Linked DNA regions of Homo sapiens: region 1 is linked to region 2. A link is an interaction called in ENCODE POLR2A ChIA-PET data of the cell type or tissue named here. Cell type or tissue: PC-3. All regions are shown on one strand.

Region 1 (2,500 bases), 240 kb before region 2:
TTGACTGTTCCTCTACCCACTCTTTTCACATGTAAAATGTGAATTCAGTGAACACCATTAAAAGCCTCAGAGGAATGCAACCGCTTCAAGTCTTTTATTTATTCTGCCTCTTTTCTTCCCTCTTTCCCCTATTTAAAGCTTTTTCCCCTTTAAGCATTGAAGTTTTCAAACTCTCTTTGGAATAAGCATGGATCACAGATGTTCCTGTGATTTTGTGTTCCTTTTTCCCAGGCACGTCCTCAACTGTGGCAAAATAAACCTCTAAATTGATTGAGATTTGTCCCAGTCATTTCCTTTGGTTTTATAGTTACATGGGAAAAATTATTTAAAAAGCCAAGAAAGTATGTCTGGAACATACTTTCTTAAATTTAAAGCTTAAATTGAAAGCTTAAATTCAAATTGAAGCATAAATCATATACTTTTCTCCTGGGTGGCTTTCCCAGTGCTAAGGTTCTCTAGTGTATCAATGATGCCATCACATTTAGACAAAAAGAGACTCAGGCAGCTGAACATTTGTCTTATATTTGAGTTTAAATGAGGGCCTCTTAAGCTTGGACATGATTTTGTTAAGTTCTTTGAACAGCGCCTTTGTGGAAACACACTGATTAGAAGGTGATCTAGTAAAAGAAGACATGTAGAAAAGACTTTTCTTTTTTTCTTTTTTTAATGTTCCCAGAATAATGATCAAAGTGCTACAGATCTCATTGGGAATTTGTATTCACTAACAACTATTATTCTGATTTAACCACCTTGTCATCAAGAGAAGGGTCAAGTGAGTTTCTGAAGATCTGGTAATTAGCTAAAGGTATAAACTTATACTGAACTCTACTATTTTTTTCTTTAAATAATTAAATCTACTTTTGATATCAGGAGTTCTTATCTCTGATTTGATCAAGGCTAGTCATTTTTAATTAATTGAAAAAGCAAATTAATATAAAACATGAATCATAATGCATGAGTACTTTAAATGCTGCATTTGAAATTTAAACAAACACACAAATACAAACATACCATTTGACGTACAGCCAATGCCGTTCTAGGGCTACAGTTCCCAGTTGGAGTGCTACATAATTTTAGAGTAACTCATCATTTATGTTAGCTTTTTTTTTTTTTAATGGAGTAAGAAGCTAAAGAACATTGCAAAGCAATCTGAGGGCAGAATCACTTAGAAATTTATTTATCCTTGTCCCCCTCCCCAGTATTTTACAACAAAGTTACCTATATCTTATTCAGCAGAATCTGTTTTTTCGGTTATTTGCCTTTGATCTGTCAGCTCAAAATATTGATTTAAATTTTCATGAAGCAACTCTCTTTCCTGTTATATTTCCTTGGTTTGCACAGCACTCAATTGAATTATGTAATTTCAAGTAGCTAGAATATACTGGCTTAGTGACTATGATAGTTTGCATTTTTTCATTTTTTTTTTAGCAAATATTTGTGTACCCCTGCCTCCCACTGTGGGCAGAGAATGTTTCCATGTCCCACCAATGTTGGGTTTGGGTATTTGACTTGATTTGATCAATGAGAAGTTAGTGGTGTTATTTAAACATAGGCTTGAAATTACATGCTCTCCTGCTTTTCTGTCATCAGAACAAGAATGAAATGTTCTGTACAGCTGCTTCTGCCGGAAGAATGAGAAATACATTGAGCAGAGCTATCCCAGTTGACGCAAATGTGTAAGCAATACAAAACATGCTACTACTGTATGTCACTGAGTTTTGAGGTATTTGTCACACACTAATAGATGATCATGCAAGAAATAAGCTCAAATGAGTTTAAGAAAGGCTTCTATTGAACTTGTGAGAGCAGATATATGTGGACTAAGATTCTTATTAGCTGTAAGTATGAGGATATCATGGCAACAAAAAGTAAAAACTAAGAAGAATCTTATTTTCATGTGCCCCAGGTTTTTTCATCCTCTGCTTGTTTTATTCTTCTTTCTAATCAAGCATAACTTGACCAACAATGTTTATCACCATAGTGTTGGGTCTAAAGATGCTGCTGCATGACACAGTGTTACTTCAAAGTTAATTCAGAAAGACCATATTCTGATTTTTTTCTACAGCCATTATTGTTAAACCTGTCACTAAATTTGTCTTCTAAAAATCCTAATGATCTTCTGATCTTACTATAAAAAAGCTCTATTAATCTGGGTTGCTCAGTATTTTGTTTCCTTATCTACTCACGATCTCATGTTAATGCCTAACCTAGGTGTCTTCCGTATTGCTCTTGAACCATGCTCCTCATGTTAGACTAAGACATTTCTAGATCCTTACAGGGCAATGACATGAGGTATAACATTGATTAACTGCAGAGGACGACTGACATGACAGAAACACACTCACATGTTACAGTTCACATGGCTCATATTCCTGGCTCCTAGCTTTTAGCCTGCTTTGCTTCATGCCCAGTAGATCCTGTTCAATCACTGACACTTTTCACAGCTAACTACCTCAATGAAACAAGTGAAAAAGGGAAGAGGAAGGTCATTTTTAAGTTC
Region 2 (2,500 bases):
TAGCCTCACTCACATTCCTGGCCAAATGGCAAATAACAAGCTGCGGCAGTGTTAGCACAATGTTTCTTCTGCCATGTACTACTGGCTAGAAAAAGTCATCAAGTGAATATTCAATGGCACAAAGCGATAAGCTGAAATTGAATATACACTTCAATTATGAGTGTTTCTTTCATGCTCACTATGTCTTGGCCAGTACTTTAAGCCAAGAACTCACAGAATGATATACCAACATGGGATTCCTCATTCAAATGCTTAGACCAAGCACAATTTACAATCAGGAAGGCAAAGTGCTGAGCACTTCTCCGTAAGATTTACTGGTCCTATCAAATACTGCAACCCTCAGAAGCTAATGGCCTAACTGGAATGGTACTTTTAAGGTACAATTTAAGTACCAGTTAGGGGAAGACCCGTGAGCAAATCTGGGATGATGCCTTCAAGTTGTGGAACATACTTTGAACCAATGGCCATTATATAGTTAATTGTCCCAGATAGCTACAAACAAAATGGGTCTGGAAATAAAGGAGGAGAATCTAAGAGGCACCACTCCCTAGCATTGTCAGTGATTTATTTGGAAAAGTTTTATTTTATTTTTTTCTGTTCTAACAACTTTAGCCTCTGCAGACTGAGAAGTTTTAGTCCCCACAGGGAGATAAGTTGGGGGTGGGGATGCTTCTATGAGGGAACATAGTAAAGGTTTTATTAAACCTAAGAATATGCTGCCACTTTATTTTGGCAGATTCCTCAGGCTGGCAGACTGGTAAGAAAACAAGGATGACTCTAATTATCTTAATTAGAGTACTCCTAAAAAAGGAGACTATGGCAGAGTGTGTCTGGTATGCAAAGAATTTGCTATGGTGATTCTAGTTACTTTCATACACATCAATAACCATAGATGAGCAATTCCAGAAATGATGGCCTGAAGGCTTTCTCAGTTTTGAGGTGCATACAGCACTTGCACAAACCAGAATGCCTATTTGGGAGGGCAGGGTTTGGTGCCATCAGAAGCACTCCTCAATCACTGACAAACATTAATTGTTGTAATTCTAAGACCTATTCTATGCTATTTCCCAAAGTTTCAACAGCAAGGCTCAGCCCTGGCTGCCTATTGTAGTAATGTGCTTATCAGTTCATTCTTCACAGGCTCTTCTGAAATTGTTCACTCCTCCAATGGTGCTTCCTGGAATCACCTCTCAAATCAATTACTTCGGATAAAATCTTGGTCTCAGTAGATCTAAAATCTGTGGAATGGCATTTTCTCATTCTCAATATTCTCGGGGGAAAAAAAGTTATTAAAATAAGACAAATGTTTTATTTTTTTCCATTTTAAATTAATGCATTTCAAAGAAATCTTGGTTACCTTGTTCTGAAAAAGCCATTCATCTCCTTCCAAAACCAATGATGGTTTATTCTTTTTCCCAAATACTTATGTGCAGCTTTGGGAATCATTTTCTTCCATATTAAGCTTCCCAGTATTTCTGAAATTATGGCAGATTCTGATTCTTGGAAGCAACCAGAACCCTCTGAGCTGCACCTCTATTGAATCATCTCTGTTTACAATGACTCTCACTCAAGTTATTAAGGATGTGATCTCTGCTATTTTTTTCATTAGAAAACCCACACATTACATAATAATTGTTAGGGTTTTTGTTAGTCTGTCTTAAAAAAATACATTTAAAAAATGTACCCAGTGTTGTCAGAGAATATCTTCATTTCAATATCACTTTAATATAGCCCCAGGAAAGTGAACTTTTCAAAAAAGGGAGATAGTTGCATCCAGATTCAATAATACCATATTTCTTCTATACTAAAACCACTAAACACACACACACACACACACACACACACACACACAAATTAGGTGTGATGGTTTATTTTATGTGTCATCTTGGCTGGGCTGCATTAGCCAGTCCTTGGCCATACGCCAGTGTAGACGTTGCTGTGAAGATATAGTTTTTAGATGTGACTAACATTTAAATCAATAGACTTTCAGTAAAGCTAATTACCCTCCATAATATGGGTGGACTTTACCCAATCGGTTGAAGTATTTAAGAGAAAAAGACTGAAGTACCCTGAGGAAGAAACAGTAATTTCTTAAAATAAATTTATTGCTCTTATGTGCATACACATACAGCCATGCATATATGTACACACACACACAAATACACACATGGTTTCTCTGAAGAACCTTGATGAATAATATAAGATTTAATGCTTCCTCACTGCACTAAGATTTATCCAAATTTTAGAATCAATGGTAGAAATACGGTAGAAATGATAATAAGTTATATTCACTGAGTACTTTCATCTAAGTGCTTTTTGTGCATTATTTTATTCTCACAAACACCTTATGCATTTTTTTATTTGTACAAATTTATAGGGCACATGTGCAATTTTGTTACATGCATTGGTTGTATAGTAGCCTAGTCAAGGATTTCAGGGTATTCATTGAACCCATAACGTATTCATTGTACCCATAAACTAATTTAACATTATCTACCTC

The links. ChIA-PET counts read pairs that join two places held together with the same protein. Peaks named below come from ENCODE experiments on the same cell type or tissue, not always from the same donor. Only the 100,000 strongest peaks of a DNase experiment are listed, where the experiment ranks them.
Region 1: POLR2A ChIA-PET joins it to region 2 with 14 read pairs; 1 of 35 experiments calls an interaction of 5 or more read pairs at or near these places.

What each region holds. Positions count from the first base shown.
Region 1 is chr10:53,595,441-53,597,940 of GRCh38, reverse strand. No RefSeq gene overlaps it. Among named protein-coding and RNA genes, the nearest start is that of LINC02672, 570 kb to the right of the region's middle. RefSeq lists an enhancer at 1-316. In PC-3, no CTCF peak of the experiment used is centred here; no DNase peak of the experiment used is centred here.
Region 2 is chr10:53,356,226-53,358,725 of GRCh38, reverse strand. No RefSeq gene overlaps it. Among named protein-coding and RNA genes, the nearest start is that of LINC02672, 330 kb to the right of the region's middle. RefSeq lists enhancers at 1-27, 28-894, 2,364-2,500. In PC-3, no CTCF peak of the experiment used is centred here; DNase peaks (open chromatin) are centred at 1,555 and 1,905; H3K27ac peaks cover 390 bases.